2 separate regions of the Homo sapiens genome follow, and region 1 is linked to region 2. Evidence: chromatin loops called from intact Hi-C (ENCODE). Cell type or tissue: mammary epithelial cell. All regions are shown on one strand. Links, peaks and the distances in the headings refer to the core of each region. The heading gives the core; the rest is flanking DNA.

Evidence for each region. Peaks named below come from ENCODE experiments on the same cell type or tissue, not always from the same donor. Only the 100,000 strongest peaks of a DNase experiment are listed, where the experiment ranks them.
Region 1: a loop joins it to region 2, with 4 times the contacts of the local background. A loop is called at or near these places in 9 of 110 quality-filtered maps.

The regions. Positions count from the first base shown.
Region 1 is chr5:38,901,093-38,909,092 of GRCh38, reverse strand. It overlaps OSMR (oncostatin M receptor), which reads right to left. Exons shown (of 18, transcript NM_003999.3): 8 at 5,069-5,211; 9 at 4,590-4,740. Among named protein-coding and RNA genes, the nearest start is that of OSMR, 59 kb to the right of the region's middle. RefSeq lists enhancers at 460-960, 961-1,461. In mammary epithelial cell, for the core only: no CTCF peak of the experiment used is centred there; a DNase peak (open chromatin) is centred at 3,382.
Region 2 is chr5:38,827,165-38,837,904 of GRCh38, reverse strand. All of the region lies in intron 1 of OSMR-DT (OSMR divergent transcript), which reads left to right. Among named protein-coding and RNA genes, the nearest start is that of OSMR-DT, 13 kb to the left of the region's middle. RefSeq lists an enhancer at 6,760-7,959. In mammary epithelial cell, for the core only: CTCF peaks have their summits at 5,880 (motif pointing left) and 7,039; a DNase peak (open chromatin) is centred at 7,264; H3K27ac peaks cover 3,502 bases.

The DNA of each region.
Region 1 (8,000 bases), core at 1-8,000, 72 kb before region 2:
CTCTATCAGATCAGTTTGATCCTTTCTTTAAATGGACATTTTGTCTTTTATCTCCTGTGTCATTTTGTTGTATTCCTTAGATTCCTCGGATTGGGTTTTCACTTTCTCTTGGATGTTGATGATCTTTGTTTCTATCCATATTCTGAATTCTAATTCTGTCATTTTGAACAGGTTAAGAACCATTGCTAGGATGCTAGTGTGGTCTTTGGAGGTAAGAAGATACTCTGGCTTTTTGAGTTGCCACTGAGTTCTTGCATTCTTTCCTTCTCATCTGTGTGGGCTGATGTTCCTTTAGTCTTTGAAGTTGCTGTCCTTTGGATGGGTTTTTGTTTTGTTTTATGTTTTATGTTATTTGATGTCCTTGGGGGACATCTGATTTTGATATAAGATGGGTTCAGTTGACTGGGTTCCCATCTGGAAGATTTTAAGGGGCCAAAGCTCAGCTTAGCACTCCTGGTCTGCATGCTCTAACTCTGCAGGACTGGTATCAGGCCCCCACCTTTGTTCTCTGGCCCCTCAAGGCTAGGAACCTGCTGTGTTGGAGAGGCCGAACTGATCTCAGTCTGCTGGCCACAAAACTCCAATGAGTGGTGCAGGCCAAAGCACTTCATCAGGGTAGTGGCAGCAGGGTCCATGCTCACTCACATGTGCCAGCAGCTAGGGCAGTGCAGTGGTTTGTATGTGCATCAGCTGGGGTGGGGTACCTCTGAGAGTAGGGCTGCAGGGTTCCTGCATGCAGTTGCCCTGGTGGGGGGATGCAGGCAGAGGCAGAAGTGCCAGTGACAGTGCTGGCACTGGTACTGGCAGTGGTGGAGGCAGGAGGCTACCAGTCTTTGTGCATGAGTTTGCACAGGCAGCAGTGGCAGTGCAGGGGTGGGTAGAGTTGCCAGCATCCATGCATGCATTCACATTGGCAGTTGTGGTGGCACTGGGAAGGCAGGGCCGTGGTTGTCTGTGTGCTGGTTTGCAGCAGCCACAGTGGCAGCACAGGGGTAGGGGCAGAGTTGCTGGTGTCTGTGCATGCATTTGTGCCAGTGATGGTGTTGGGGGGGTTGTGGGGCCATGCACACATTCACGCTGGTGGCAGTGTCAGCAGGAGTGGGGGTGGGGCTGCTGGTGTCCATGCACTCTTTCACACCAGAAATGGAAGCACCAGGGGAGGCAGGGCCACACGTTGTGCTTATGCCAACAGCAGCAGTGGGATATGTGCACACATAAGCCATTGGAGGAGAAGAGGCAAGGTCCACCCACACGTGTGCACTGGCAAAGTGGTGGTGGGGTGACCATGGACAAGTGCATACTGGCAAGGTGGCATTGGGTAGGCTGTGGTTGGGGGAGGCTGCAGGTGGGCTGATGCATGTCAGTAGGGACTGTTCTGCTGGAAATCTCCAATGGTCAGGTGCCATCTGCCAGCAAAGCAGCTATGATATGGTCCCCTAGGAAGCACCATAGTTGGGCATCTGAGGCTGCAACTCCAGCTAGTGTGGCAAGGCTGGAGCCTCAGGAGTGGCCAGCAGACAGGGGATCACTCAGATTGGACTGGCCCCATCTCATGGGTAAGACCATTCTCCTCTGTCTAGGTCTCATGGTCACCCTTTGGCCAAAGTCTCCTAGAGGAGCAAGGCAAGGCTTGGGGGATTTGTGTCCCTGGCCATGCTCCACTGCAGATGTTTCTGCACCAAACCCTCTGGGCCCTGCCCAGGATGGAGCTCTATTCCTACTACCTCTCTAAGAAGCTCTTCCTGCCAGTCCAATTGTCCATGAGGGTTGTGGGGTTTCCTGCTGCCTGGATTCCAAAGGTCCACGGCAGGGGCAGGCCGCCTGTTCAACCCCTTCCCCAGGAGTTGCTGGGGGCCAAGAACGAGTGTGGGTGCTTCATAGCCCTGTGCAGGGTATGCAGCTTCCTGACCCTTCAGCCCAGCTTCTGCATTCTCCCTGTGTCCACTCTTAATGTAGGGTTTTCTAGGTATAGAATCATATCATCAGCAAAGAGAGTTTGACTTCTTTTCCTTTTGGGATGTGTTTCTCTTGCCTGATTCCTCTGGCTAGGACCTCCAACTTCTATTTTTTAAATATGATTTCTGCATACTAAAATGGTTTAAAAAAATTTTGGCTGCTAAGTGTGAAAGTGTTAAATAGCAACTGTCACGAAATTAACAAAATTTAACAAAATTAAGGTGTTTCAAATATTAAAAAATAACTTTCCTATTTTTTTTAGTTTTTGGTTTGTGAGAGGACAAGTAATTTTTGATCTGATTCAGAACATTTCTTTGAAAGAAGAACTGTTTTGGAACATAACATTAAAATGTATCTCTCTATCTTATAAAAATATAATCTTTTTTGCCTAATAATTGACATTTAAGTTTTTTATTTTAGTTGCTGACTCAACACTTTATACTTTAAGTTAAAGGTGGCCATATATTTTTAAATCTATTAAAGCAGATTTCAATTTGCTAAATAAGTCATTGGAGAAGCCAATATTAAATTTAAAACTTTATTGAAATACTCAGGGACAATATCTAAGCTCAATGCAAAATCTTCAGCTGGCTTGTAAATTACTATTTATAACAAAAAAGTGCTACAATACAGTTGATAGCACTATATTTTATAAACAACATCATTTATACCATCAATTCATTTAACTCAATGTCTGCTCACTATAATTATACTTAAGCATGGTTATAATACACATAAAGATTTGAGTTTTCCAGCATTAAGCAAAGCGTGATCAGAAGTAATAAAAAATTCCTATAGGTTCACCTTCAGTAGATTCATCTCATTTTCTTGTCATCATCAAAAGCAAAGTTAAGCGTTTTCAAGATGTTAGATTATTACTATAATCTAAAAGAAACTCTATTCTTTTGCCATCTTCCCTTTTTACATAATTTTAGTTATGTTGGAATAAATTTTCAAAAAAAAAACAGAAAACGTAAAGCAAAATAATAAAAATTCTTTTCTAAAACACACTGAGGAAAATGCAACATTCCTCTCAGGAACAGGGCCTTCCAGAACAAAGATTATTGAGGAACCCGTACACCTAGGAAAAATTACTGGAGTCTCAATGGGCTTGAGGATAGGCAGACACCACCAGGGAAGCGGGGAGGCCTGCAGAACTTGACTAATGACCATCCTCATGTGTGGATTCTGATTAGCGGTGCCCACTACCCCCAAATTAGAGTCACTGCTTTAAAATGGTCCTCCCAGAATCAGACAGAAAGAGTTCTGCCAGCTGCCATACACAAATAAGAAGAATAATAAAATACATATGTATAATCCTTCCTTTGGCACTAAAATAGCCAGGACTTGAATCAACAAGATCTAGAGGTTGTAATAACACCAAGAGAGAGAACACACAGAATTGAGCTCTGATTAAGGGTGGAGCTCTGGTGTCAGGCTGCCTGGACGTGAGTCGCAGCTCAGTCAGTGCCTGGCTGAACCAGTTAAATTACTTAATCTTTCTGTGCCCTGATATCCTCTGGCATAAAATGAGGATCATAAGAGCACCTACTGCGTGTTGTCAGGATGAAAAGAGAGGAGCACAGAGGGCCCTTCGAGCTATGTATGGCTCACAGTAAATGTTGACTCCTATGATTTTTTTTTTTTTTGAGATGGAGTCTCACTCTGTTGCCCAGGCTGGAGTGCAGTGGCACGATCTCAGCTCACTGCAACCTCCACCTCCCAGGTTCAAGCGGTCTCCTGCCTCAGCCTCCCGAGTAGCTGGGATTACAGGCGTGTGCCACCACGCCTGGCTAATTTTTATATTTTTAGTAGAGATGGGGTTTCACCATGTTGGTCAGGCTGGTCTCGAACTCCTGACCACGTGATCCACCTTCCTCGGCCTCCCAAAGTGCTAGGATTACAGGTGTGAGCCACTGCACTCCTAAGATTATTACGATGTCTGTACCATTCAGTAACTGCAATCAGGGCAAATCTCTTCAGTTATGGGTGCAAGTTGCCTCATCTGTAAAATGGGCAACAGTTATCCTTTATGACATTGAGTTGGAGGGAGATGGAAGCAGGATTGGGCCATCAAATCTCCTGAGGCCCATTTGAGTTCTCAGACATAGTTATTTAGCAGGAAAAGTTTGCAGTCAATACTGAGGAAACCCTGCCACAGAGCATGCTGGAGAGGGCACACAGTGTGGCATCACCGGAACAAATGACTCACAAATAACCATTAAGGTTCCAAATGTCATTACATTTCCAAACATGGCCTCAAGTTGTTTAGGATGAGACCAATGCTTTCCTTGTCATTAACACTTCCACTGTCCTGAATTAAAGGTGTATACTAATTTATATAGCTCCAGATCTACTGTGAATCCAGCAAAGTGATGGCTTGAAACCATTTTGGGAAAATGAAAGGTAAGAGAGAAGATAGGCAGTATAAATAAAATACTACTGTCAACTGTCTGAGGTGGATGGTTTCCCATTCACTTCTCATGAGGCACCTAATCTAATTTTTTAAATGCTACCCCGCCTCTGTTTAAATATTTTTCTCTTAGTTTTTGGTACAACCAAAATCTCTTAAGGAAACCAGTCTAACTCCTAAGACCTACTTCTTTGGGTTAAATGCCAGGGGCTGAACATACCAGCTTCAAGTGTGGTGAAGTTCTGACCACTCCATTCACTCCATTTCCAGAAGTGGCTGGCATCAGCACACCGTACTCGCGCCATGTACTCTGTGGCAGGTTCCAGTTCACTTAAGAAGTACTCACCGTTCACCTTGATGGAAACATTGTACTGCTTGATCAAAAAAGAGAAGAAAAGAAAAAAGAGAAAAGAACAAGACAGAAACATTGGTGAGTGCATCCCATTACAAAGGCAAACCAGAGCACAGCAAATCCTGACCTGGAGTAAGATCAGTTCTTCTTTGGGGGGAAAAAAATCTTCAAGGCCCATTTCCTAACCATAAAAGTGTATGATTAATTTCATGGACCTTTTAAAACAGATGACCCACACCATTTGAACCTACACAGAAATAAGAGTTTAAAGTGATTTTATTCATCAGTGTCTCTGTTCAGGACAAAAAAAGAATTTTTGAAAATAGAAAATTAAGCAGGGTTCTTACTTGCATCATTTTTCCTTCACCATGGAGTTCAATCTGACACAAATATGTGAAATTATTCCTTATGGAGTGCACCTTCCAGGTCATGATGGCATTTGTGGCATTTACATTTTCAAAGTTGACACTAAAAGGATTCATTAAATAAACTGTCAAAAAAAAGAAAAAGAAACAAAAAAATTCAAGCATAGATCCAAAAAGACATTGGTAATAGGCAGTTTATTTCTTCATTTATTTGTTCAACAAGTATTTTTGTTCACTTTTGAGAACATGACAAACAAGAACTTACAGACAAGCTAGAATGAGCCAACTACAGCCTTTCTCTCTCAATGATTCTACTGCATGCATTGAACAAAATACAAAAAGAAACTACTTGAGGACTCTTAAAATTAAACACAAGTAGGCAAATTGGGAAGGGGAGTCAAAACTTGGAGAAGATGGCCCACAGCGGAGAATTTTAACAGAACTCAGAGTGTAACCAAAATAACATTAACAATGTCAAGGATATAATCCAAAATATGTAGACTGTGCTAGGAATGCAACATCTTTAGATGAGAGGGGGATTGGCCAGAACAGCTCAGGCTCTGTTCCAGTCCTCCCTAGAAAGAGGATGTCCTTTAATGCTTTAGTGCAGCGAGTCATGTGTTGTCACGATATAAAATCCAGGATGGATGCTTCTGAGGTCTCTCAGCTATGGTACAAGTGAAGAACTCAGAGATAAGATTCTGTTTGCCCTGGGCAGCTCTCCGCAGCCTTGGGGACCAGCAGCAATAAATCCAAGGCTTGTGTTATCCCTTGCTGCCTGTCTGATGGTAACAAATCCATTTCACGTAACTTGTTGTGTATGAGTGTATTCTGTCTCACTGGACTCGGACAGTTGATAACCAGTGCACAGAGAGCACCTGCTTCACAAAATTGGCACAGCAAGCAGGATTCAATCTGACAGAACAATGGCTCATTGGTGAAGTAGAAGGGGCAATACCCTATCTCATACCTGGCCCACAGTGGAGACATCAGACCAGCTAGATGTTTTATGGGGAAGAAGCAGTGATAAGAGAGACACAGGCCACACATACACCCCGAGAATGTGGGTGAGGTGGCTGCATGGATTGTGGCGGAGGAAAGAAGCGTGGAAACAGGGGAGCTTAGTGCACATATGTGATTGCTCCTTCCTGGGTATTCAGATGCATCTGGAGGCATCTGAGAGAGAATTAAAAAGAGGTCCTCTGATGGTCCTTGAGACATCTGAGAGGGAACCAGCATGCACAATGCAGGCCTTCACAGAGAACGTGACTCAAGATCCAAAGGACACACATAGACATAAGCAGTAAGCTCTCAAGCAACCTGGTTGGTCTGTTTGTTGGATAAAGGGACACTGCAGACCCAAACGGTGCAGTTAGGGTTGTTGCCAAAGTCTCTAGGTGCTTACCGAAGGGCACTGGCCTAATACTCTTGTTAAGAGAAAAGAGAAAAAGAAGAAAATTCAGACTTTTGTGGAGTTCTTGGATACTGGAGCCCACATGACAATATTTCCTTGTTCTTTTAGGGGAAAAATTAAACTGATGACATTGGGAGGTTTTCGGACAAACATAGTGACCCAAGATGCTTATCTGGTTGTGGGCAGGGCCCGTTGGGCCATTTTAGGTGCCAGAGACCATGGTTCCTATCAGTCAGTGCATCATAGGCATTGGCATTTTGGCTGCTTGGGGCACAGAAGGCCACCTCCATCTGAAGGGGTATGTTCCCCCAACACAGCTAAGGATTTAAGCCATAACAGTGGGGCATATCCACTTCCGCCTGCCACCTAAGCTCCCCAAGTTCCAATGGCTTATTCAACAAAAGTAGTACTCTTATACATACTGAGTGGAGAATAGGACAGTATTTTGTTAATTGAGGACTTAATACAGATATAAATATTATAAACCACCCTCTCACAATATAACAGCCCAGTTTGGCTGGTCGCAAAAGGCTCTCCAGGGCATGGAGACTAACCATGGACTATCACAGGCTAAATGCCAAGGCCACTTAAGCTGAACACCAAAGAAGTATCCCCGATACAGCCAAACAAAAGTGTTGTCTCTTGTGGCATCCTCTAATAAAAATGAGGCCCAGCAGCTGGTAGGCCTCTTTGAGTACTGGAGACCACATATACCTAACCTGGGTGTCCTTTTGCTCTCCTTAGTCAAATTGACCAGCAAACCCACCAATTTTAAATGAGGTTCTTTGCGACAACAGGCCTTGGAAGCCATTCAACAAGTTGTGGTCCAGGCACTGCTTTTAGAACCCTTAAAGCCTGCTAGCTCAATAAAATTACAGATGTCCAAAACCTCCATGCACGCTGATTGGAGTCTCTGGCAAGAAAAAACTACCACTGGGATGTACCAGCCTCTCACATTTTGGACATATAAGTTGCTTGAAGCAGCCCCCAGATACACCGCTTTTAAACAGCAACTCCTTGCTTGCTACTAGGCACTAGTCTCTGGACACTGAGCATCTTATGGCCAGAGCACCATACATGACACTACAACATGAAATGCCCATTCTTACTTGGGTTCATGCAAACTCCACCAATCAAATTAGACAGGCTCAACAGAGCTCGATTATTAAATGAAACTGGCACATCGAAACTGGCACATTTAAGATCATGTCCACCCAGATCCCAAGGGACCAGTAGGTTCCATGTATAAATGGCTAGCTAACCAAAAGTGACCAAGTAACCTGTTGAGGATGTTTTGGCTCCTCCTATGGGTTCAAAAATATGCCTACCAATGGTCTGGCGTGGTTTACTAACAGTTCTGCCAAACTAAAAGCAGATGGGGTCCATTGGGCTGCCACCACCATCTGGCCAATAGATAGCCAACTTTTGACTGAGACTGGACATGGACATTCTATCCAATAGGCTAAACTACATACAGTGGCAATGGCCACGCCAGCCGCC
Region 2 (10,740 bases), core at 1,111-9,110:
TACCACTATAATACAAAGGAAAGAATTTTAATCAAAAAAAGAGAATAGTTAAATGCATTCTTGGATTTCCTCTGAACTTTGTTCAAATGCTAAACACAAAATTCATTTGAGTGAGTTACAGTAAGCTATACCTTTATGTTTGTTACCTTATTTGTGCTTAACTTACCTCCATGTACACTAAAACAAAAACTTCCTAAAAGCACTCACTTTTATACTCAATCTTATCAGCTACTTAAATGTAGCTCCTTTTGTCCAATTATACTGTGGCCTATGATGCTTAGTCACTTTGGAATAATGGTCAGATAGTTTTCATACTCCCACGGGAAATATATGGAGAACAGGCTAGGGAAACATGTTTATTCAAATTTAATACGAAGCAACCAAGCTAAGAGAGAAAATGATAGCACACCCAAGAAAGAAAGAAATGTTATTATATAAATTTTCTTAGCTCTCAAACCACAAATAATTATAAGAACTTATCTTCCTATCATAAGATCATGGAACATGATGCCTAAACATAAAATTGTAAATGTTTGTTTTGAAAAAGAAGACAGGCTGGGCATGGTGGCTCACCCCTGTAATCCCAGCACTTTGGGAGGCCGAGGCGAGCAGATCACCTGAGGTCAGGAGTTCAAGACCAGCCTGGCCAATATGGTGAAACCCTGTCTCTACTAAAAATACAATAATTAGCAGGCGTACTCATGCATGCCTGTAGTCCCAGCTACTCCAGGGGTTGAGGCAGGAGAATCGCTGGAACCCAGGAGCTGGAGGTTGCAGTGAGCCGAGATGGTGCCGCTGCACTCCAGCCTGGGCAACAGAGCGAGACTCCATCTCAAAAAAAAAGAAGACGACAATAGGCAATTTCTTCTGAAAATCTTCCCTGTTTTTAAAAAGAATAAAAAAGTTAAAGAATATTCTGCTTGACTGGATATTTAGGCTTACAAACATCCATACTTGCAAAATTATATACACACACACAAACACACGAATGCTCATTAGAAGAATATTGTAGTAACAAAGAACTACAATCTAAAAATCTGCTAATAGAAGACTGAAAACTATGATTCATTCTTTCAAAAGAAGGAAGATTATATATGTGTGCACCTATGGAAATATGTCCATCATGCACAACTCAGTGAAAAAGCAGAAGTCAGAAATGTATATATAGTATATCCATTTCATCTATTTAATTTCTTAATATTTATGGAGTAGATACATAAGAATGTTCTGGATAGGATTACAAGAAATTGGTAACAAGTTATTCTTGTGGAGAAGGTCTTTATAAAGATGAAGGATGAGGAGTAAGAGAAGCTTGTGCTTTTCAGAGCTGTCTGTGCAGATTGGCTTTTTATCATTGGTATTTTTACTTCTTAAAAATAATGATTTTTGAAATCAAAGAATGCCTTGCTAGAAAAGAAGCATCACTTGTTATTTTTTGAATGTTATATTCAATTTATAATCAATAAATATTTATAAAATGCTTATATACAAGGTATTGCACTAGGTTCTTTGGATAATCCATAAAACAACTTGTGCCTTGGTCCCTGTCCTCAAGAAGTTTACTGTCCAGTTGTGGACTATGACAATAAACGCTATTTGTGATAAGCACCGATTGAGAAGCACAGGCAATAGTCTTTCAGGAGTTCAGAGGAGTGATGACTTTTGACTGTTAAGGAGGAGGGGTTTAAGAGCTACGAGAAAGAAAAAGTACGAGCCTAGGACAGATAATAGAGATAACAACAGAATTATAGGAAATGAGCAAGAGGGTGTGTCTGAAAGGGGATCTTCCTCCTGACAAGGAGGGCTGATTTTTCTTATGGGAACAGCAAGATTGTTTGCAAGCATACTTTGTTGGTGAAGGCATCCTTTTACCAACTATTTCATTAGCACTATCCAGCTCTGCATGTCTCCAGGGACAGTGCTGGCTTGATTAAGCTCTGAATGGGTTTCTGAGTTGCAGGGAAACTGGAGGGAGGAGAGACCCATTTTCTACAGTATAGCCTTGTCAGAGCTGAAAGGAAGGTAGTACTTCCCAGTTTAAAGAGAGGAAGAAACTAAATTGCTTGCTGGAACCAAAGAAGACCCAGAGATGTCTGACTGACTGTTAGGCAGTGAGGCAGAAATTCCAGGCTGGTAGAAAGATCTGAACAAAAAAAAACAGACTTTATTGAAAAGGCAATTCCCAGGCCTGCTAAATGGAAAGAGAGATGTCTATTGGAAGGAAGTAAAACATTCTTCATAAAGAAGGTTTGGAGCCAGATATAAAGAAAGATATTGAATGTCATATGATAATTTTTGCACTGAAATAGACAAAGGATAAAAGTTTGACAGTTCATAAAGGATGCATTTTTTAAAAGAAAAAGAGGATAGAAAAGGATAAAATATGTCTTAAGATATATTTTAAAAAACAAAAAACAGGCCAGGCACGGTGGCTCACACCTGTAATCCCAGCACTTTGGGAAGCCGAGGCGGGAGAATCACAAGGTCAGGAGTTCGAGACCAGTCTGGCCAACATGGTGAAACTCCATTTCTACTAAAAATACAAAAATTAGCTGGGTGTGGTGGCACATGCCTGTAATCCCAACTACTTGGGAGGCTGAGGCAGGAGGATCACTTGAACCCGAGAGGCGGAGATTGCAGTGAGCCAAGATTGCGCCATCACACTCTGGCCTGGGCAACAAGAGTGAAACTCCGTCTCAGGAAAAAAAAAAAAAAAATTAGTTTCCTCTAGGAAAGTCCCTGGGTGCCTAAGGGTCAGAGAGGAGAGGCTTAAGTCTCCCTTTTTCTGTCTTTTGAATTTTTACTTATATAAATATATTATTTAAAAATTAAAATTAATAAAATGATGATTAACAGAGAGAGACTAAATTAAAGTGTTGTATGTATGAGCTGAGATTAACAAATGGGCTTTATGTAAGCTAGGCAGACCTTTGGTGCCAAATAGCCTGAGTTTAGATGTAGGCTGTGCAGCCATTGTCTGAGAATGCTGGCTCCTAGCACCTGACAACAGTTTTAGAAATTAGATTCGTAGAGCTGAAGAAGAGATGCCTCAACCCATATGGCGCTGGGTTGGGGCACAGACCCTCCCATGGGGAGGAGGTAACCCTTGTTCCAGGTCAGCCCATCAACAGATGGCAACTTCAGGGTCGTTCAGCAGACAATTCAACTTGTCTCTCTCCAAACACTCTCTCTCTCTTTTTTTTTTTTCCTTTTTTTGAGACAGAGTCTAACATTGTTGCCCAGGCTGAGGTGGAGTTGTGCGATCTGGACTCACTGCAACCTTGACCCCCTAGGCCCAAACAATCCCCCCACCTCAGCCCCCAGAGTAGCTGGCACTACAGGCATGTGCCAACATGCCCAGCTAATTTTTGTATTTTTTGTAGGGACAGGGTTTTGCCATGTTGCCCAGGCTGGTCTTGAACTTGTGGGCCCAAGCAATCCTCCCGCCTCAGCCTCCTAAAGTGTTAGGATTACAGGCATGAGCCACTGCACCTGGCCCACACTCTTTTAATATTTGTTTGTTTAAAGAACAGCATTCTGGACTGGGCGTGGTGGCTCACACCTGTAATCCCAGCACTTTGGGAGGCCAAGGTGGGTGGATCACCTCAGGTCAGGAGTTCGAGACCAGCCTGACCAACACAGTGAAACCCTGTCTCTACTAAAAATACAAAAAAATTAGCTGGGCGTGGTGGTGCATGCCTGTAATACCAACTACTCTGGAGGCTGAGGCACAAGAATCACTTGAACAGGGGAGGTGGAGGTTGCAGTGAGCCAAGATCACACCATTGCACTCTAGCCTGGGCAACAAGAGTGAAACGCCATCTAAAAAAAAAAAAAAAAAAGAATAGCTTTCTGTATAAAACTACAAAATTATACAAAAACAGAAGAAAATAGTAACTATCCATTTACTTAAAATAGGAAAAAATAACCCAAATATTTCTCATTTATGACAGCAACATAATTAGAAATAACCAAAATATTGCTATTTACTTACAATAATGTAAAGTTGGAAGCCACTTGTAGGTCTTCCATTAGGTCGGTTTACTTAAGGCATCATTTCACTAAGTGCAGTAATTCACAGAGGCTTGTTTCTCACTCAGATCATATAGTCTGATGCCGATTAGATGGTCTTTTCTCTGCTAAGTGGTAACTCAGGAATCTAGGCTGCTTCCGTATTACAGCCATGTCAACTAGAACCTCCAAAGCCACTGCAGCATCAGACAAGAGAGCTGGAGGGAGACATGAGTTTTTTAGCCCCGGGCCAGTCATTTTCACCCACACTCTATCAGCTGGAACCCAGTCACATGGCCCCAGCAGAACTGCAAGTGAGGTGGGGAAATGCGAGCATCCCATGTGCACAAGGAGAGGCAGCAGCGGACAGAATGAGCAAGCACACTGGGCACAGGAGGAACTTTGTTAATAAATTATGATATATCTTTATAGTGGAATATCATTTAGGCTTTAAAAATCAGATTTTGAAGAGTACTTAATGACAGGAAAATGCCAATGATAAGTGAAAAGAATGTAGACTCAGGATTCTAATTTGGGAAAAAATCATACATGTATATACGTACTTAAAATATAGACTAAGAGGAAATAGAAAATATGTTATTTGTGGTTATCTCTAAATAGTAGGGTTATAAGTTACTTTATTTTTTACAGCTTCAAAGACATTGCTAAGTTTTCTTAATTGATCACATATTTTTTCGAAAAGAACTATGGATAACTTGAAAGCCAAGGCTTTTTTTTTTTAAGTGAAAAAGAAATTCTCAGACCATCGAAAGTATAAGTTGTTACAGATACGAATCTGAAGTTATGCTAGTAAGCTTTTTTATCAGCAGAGGGCAGCTCTTTAGTGCTTATTTTTCCTGGTGGCATAGATGTTAGCCACATTCCCTGTTTTACACATTCGCTGTGGTCAGAATCACATATTAGATTTATTCCCTGGGAAGGAGAAGCCAAGGCTGAAACATATCTGTCAGTTGCAACACTTATTGAACAGTATATATTTTGCTGAAGAAAGCAACTAAGCAAACCAGCTCTGCCCCTTCAGAAGGTCTTAGAAAGCAGACAGAACTAACAATCTACAGCCTCAATCATAAAACTGTGGACACACTGAACTATCACACACCACGGGAACACTGACTTCACCAGAAAGCGACCACATTTTGTTTGGAAGGGAATGAGGACTAGGCCAAGGCGGTTTGATATTCCGGTAGGAAAGGGCTAGACAGAAACCATATTTCATGTGTACAGTGAGACTTTGTGGATTAAAAACTATCATTTTTAATGTCCATCCAAGGCAAAGAATATTAACAGGATATGAACAGACTAAATATGGATGGCTAATTAAAATACAAAAATGTGCTCAATATGTATTTTTAATCTATCATGTTGAAAATTTTACAAGATTGGTCATGTCCCAGTGTTGATGAGGTATGTGGATCAACAGTTAATTCTCAAATGCTGTTGGTGGGAGTATAAATTAGCCTTTGTACTACCAACATTTTAAATGTGTGACTACTTTGATGGACAATTGCCCATCAATTGCTCCTTTACCTCAAGGTAACTCACTCAGCAGAGATAATGTGGGTGATGTGAGCAAGGCCTGTGCTGTCCTGCTGTTCAGCTCCCTAACCTAAGCCTACTCTCAACCCCTCAACCAGCCTAGAAAAGGTCCAAAGCAGGAGAGAGAGAGAGAGAGAGAGAGAGAGAGGAGAGAGAGAAGGAGAGAGGAGAGAGAGAGACAGAGAGACGGAGAGAGACAGAGAGACAGAGAGAGAGACAGAGAGGAGAGAGAGGAGAGAGAGAGGAGAGAGAGAAGGAGAGAGGAGAGAGAGAGAGAGAGAGAGAGAGAGCCCCCCTATAGAGCCCTCTAGTGGCTGCTTTTTAGAGAACTGGCCACTTGAGGAATTTGCTTCACGTCTTCCCACCACGGTGCAAAAGGCAAGACTGACATCAGAGGACTTTGATGCTTGGCTACCTGATCCTACCACCACCACCTGAGACTGGCCAGGCACAGCCCTCTAGCTTGACTTTGCCTAAGATGAGCTCTGGGCATTCCCAGAGTGGTACAACTGAAAATTCCTTCCCTGCTAGTTAAAGAAAAAATTGTTCATGGATAATTAATAAAGCCTGTTAAGAAAGACTTTATTCGGACCATCCCATAGGTATAGGGACCACAGCAATGGGATTGCAACTCCAAATACAGCATGGGCAAGTAGAAATGTATAGCCAAGGAGCAGGGTGGTGGTCAGTGGATGGAAAAGTGCTAAGGGAAACCTGAGGAGTAAGGGGGATTCTGTGTAAGGCAACCTCACAAGACTCTTGCTGAAGACAGGCCAGGGTGATAAGACATCACCTGGGAGATGGTGAATGATAAAGAACCTGATCAGATATTGAGGGTGGGTGGGGTAGGGGGTGGTCTTGCTAAACTGACTTAACAGAGTTCTTGCTAAAACTAGATTTTACGAGGAAATACACATATGAGCCTACGAGAGGGTTCAGGACTCTGACTAAAGTTTGGCCAAGCGAAGGATTTTTGTCACGGTGCCCCAATGCATACAGACAAGGAATCTGGCAAAATCCCCAAAGATGTTATCTTATGTGGAATCCCCTGGAAGCACAGGGACACACTGGTAAGGCAATTCCCTGGAGCAACTTAGGTTTCCAATTGCTTCCTTGAAAATATGCAAACTAACTTTTTTAATGACCTCGAGTTATACAAGGTTGAGCAAGTAAGGAAAACATTATATAGGTAGGAAAGAATGGGGGGTGGGATAGGGACACAAAGGAACGTTTAGGTTTGTAAAGTGCTTATTGCGTGCCAGGGATCAGGGCTGCTACCTATACTGGTGCAATGTGCTGGCCCACCCACAAGCTCTAAGGCACCTCTGCACACATTAGAGAAAAGTAGGTGCAGGGTTTAGCAGAAAGACAGAGATTTCGTGTGAAGCCAAACATGCCCTATTCTTGGGTATATGCAGCTGCATGTCGAGACACACAACTTGGCAAGAAAAGGGGACTTGAATGTGGTTCCTGCTCACCTCCGCCCTGCTGGCCAAGGACCTTGGTGGAGTGCACCAACCCCCAGCTATATCAGCAACCTCCAGTTTTGCCAATGCCAAAGGCCCCCAACCAAGAAAAATAGTGAGAGCTAAAATCTAGCCCTTGCTTTGCTGGCCCTGAGCCCTGTGTCAATCTGGAGGGGTCACCCTTGTGTAATAAGCACAAAGTTACCTTTGTGCCAGTGGCCCTGACTGTATGTTGTGTCATCCTCTAATTCCCCTGTGAGGTAGTCAGAGTGGATTTACTGTGAAGCTAATGACACAGACTTTTCCATAGACCCAGAGAGAGGCTCAAGGATTGGTTTACATGGTCATGTTTTGTCCTAACATTTGCAAAAGCAGGATAATTTAACTGTATAATTATAATAATGTAAACTTGCATAAAATTTCACCTAAAAATATTGCCATAGCAACTTTTGAAGACAAGTACAATTATTACCCCATTTTATAACTGAGACAGAGAAAAGCTCAGTAGCATTGCTGTTGAGTGGTAGGTAGAGCTTGAATTTGTTGCAAGCTGGCTGACTCCAAGGCCAAAAGATCATGGGGAATATGTATATTGTTTCCAAGAAGACAAAGTTTCCAAGAGCATCCTACAAGGTGCTGTTCATTCTTGCCCCAAATTCTCCAGATGTCATGAGATATAGAAGAGAAACATCTTTCGATGTTGTTCTAGTCAGAGGAGACTTCTAATAGGCAGAGAACAAGTTATGGAAGCTGTTCCTGAAAGATGCAGTTGTCATTGTGGAACCAGTCTTGGATATTGTGTGGCAGCTGGACCACACAGCCATTGTTATAAAGGAGAGCAATATGCCTTGTGACCCTTGTATTATTTAGGGTATAGTCTTTCAGGGAGAAACAACTTTTCCTCTGTCCTCTTAGGTTCAGTATCTGGGGGCCTGTGAATTAAACTAACAAAAGATAGATTAATGAGAGAAAAAGCGTGCAATTTTTGCTAATATTTATATGCACAAGAGTTCACAGAAAAGAAGTGAAACTCAAAGAAGTAGTTAGACTTCTAGTTTACATATAATTTTAATAAAGGAAAATTTGAACTTCAAGGGATGATAAATCATGGGGAAGTAACTAGGAAATATATGGGGGAAACTAACAGAAGATAAAGGTTCTTTTCCTAAGGTCTGTTATGCAGATTTATCTTGGTGCCAACTCTCCATCTCTGGTGATATAAGTTGCTCTCCTTTTCCTGATACAGGAGATAGACACCATAACAAAGGGAAACTCATGCCCAACTTCTAGGCAGATAAAGGGAGGGTGGAGAACTCTTCTACATCTGTTGATTTTCAGTTGCCTTTGGGTCAAAATAAACCTTACGTTAAAGTGGCATATTTTGGGGTAGCGTATCCTGATCCCCTTCAAGTAAAGAAAAAAAAAAAAACAACAACACTGTGGCTTACCTAAAATCTAAATTTATCTCCCTCCCATTTAACAGTCCAGAATAAGTGGCCTGGGTCGGTAGGACAGCTTTATCATGCTCAATATATGGCTCCCAAGATTTCTTCAGCCAGCCATCACCTAAGGCACAAGTGAGAGTCCCTTTGGTTCAGACAGAATCACATGGTCACATCTAGCTGCTTAAGAAGACAAGAAATTAGTCTCTAGCTGGGCTCGTGTAAAACTTGGGGATTCTTTTACCAAAAAAAATAGAAGGGAAGATGGATATTGGGAGATTATTGGCAGTATCTACCAAAGTCATGAAGCCAACAATGGTTTGACTTAGGGAACTCTGGGGGTTGAGGACTGTGAGTATGATGTAAAAATTAATGTGAATTTTAGGACAAAGAAGATGAATAAGAGAGACAGCTTTCCCTGGGGGTAATGGGATACAGGTTGCACGAGGCAAAAAGAAAAGTGGAGCACAGAGACAGCCACTTCAGGGAACTTTCCTGTGCTGTGGGTGAGGATAATTCCACAACAAGAAGATACAAAGAAAATCTGAGAGTCACTTCTGTTCACTCACAAGATGATTTGCGAGACCCAAGAAGAAGACCTGTTAGCTTAGAGAACAGGGAGAGGATTTTTTTTTTTTTAATGACACAAAGGAGAAAGATTGAAACTTTTCTAGTCTATCCACGGCAGAGTTTATCAATCCTTTACTGAGGAACGATTCACTATCACACAAGGTCTCATGGATGGTAACCACATCCTTCCTCTTCCTTCCTCAACCAACCTCTGTAAAGAGTATTCTAGGACTCATTGTCTCTACCTTCTCATCTTTCTACCAATGAAGCAGCTCCTGTTTTGGTGTTGAGGGACATTGTTATTGCCCAATTCAGCAGTACTTTACATTCTTACATGGTGTTTCTCTGCGTCACCTATTTTAAATAATTAACCATTTCCTTCTTCCTCATATTATTTCTTGTCATGATTTCTATGACATCAGTTTCTCCTAATTCTCTCCAGCTTCATCTTCTCATTCTCCTCCCTAAACTGCTTGTCTACTTACATCGTGGTTTGTTAGAAAGAGTAGATTGGCTCACTCAAGTTGATCTTAACCTCCTCCTGAGTTTCAGGGGCTGGAAAGCTAAAAAGCTACATATCCTAAACTCCTTTGTTTCTTGAGTTCCAGACATATTTTAGATTCTGCCAATCAGATGGACTCATATAGTATGGAGACCTGAAAAGAGGCGGGTGGATGCAAGGAAGCTATTTTGGGGAAGAATCTGATAAAGGCATTTATTAGATTTTCAATAAAATCCATGTCTTAGTCCATTTTGGCTGCCTAAACAACAAATGTTTATTTCTTACAGTTCTGGAGGCTGAGGAGTCTGAGATCAAGCTATCAGTAGATTTGGTGTCTGGTGAAAGCCTACATCCTGGTTTATAGATGGCCATCTATGGCCATCATGTTATGTCTTCACATGCAGGAGGGATGGAGGGAGCTCTCTCTCTAATAAGGGCACTAATCCCATCCAGGAGAGTTCCCCTCTCATGACCTAATTGCCTCTCGAAGACCCCACCCCCTAATCCTATCATCTTGGGGGCTAGGATTTCAACAGATGAATTTGGTGGGGGGAACACAAACATTTACTCCACCACAGTCTATAAACCACAAGCCATAAACAGTCTATAAGCCATAAACAGGGTGAGTCACTGCTTTATGCCTTCTTTCTAGGAAATGCATCTGCTCTCACGTTTCCATTTCCTGTGTGCGCAGATGATTTCTATGTTAGTCAGCTATTAACGCAAAAATGCTGCATAACAAACCACCTATCTTAGTCTGTTCTGTGCTGCCATAACAGAATTACTGGAGACTAGGTAATTTATAAAAAACCAGAAATTTATTTTTCACAGTTCTGGAGGCTGGGATATCCAAGATCAAGTCACCTTCAGGTTTGGTCTCTGGTTTTAAGATGATGCCTTCCTATGTCCTCACAGGACTGAAGAGCAGAAGAGAGAGACAGCCCATTCCCACAAGCTCTTTTCATGGTGGCATTAATCTGTTCATGAGGGTGGAGCTCTCATGACCTAAACAGCTCCCCAAGGGCCCCCACTTCCCAACATGGTGGCATTGAGGTTGAGTTTCCAACATGTAAATCTTAGAGAGGACAAAAAATATTCAAACCATGGCACCACTGCCAAATTCATAGGCTTGCAACAAGCCTTTATAGTTTTTTACTCATAGGTTTATGGGTCATTTGGGGCAGCTCTGCTT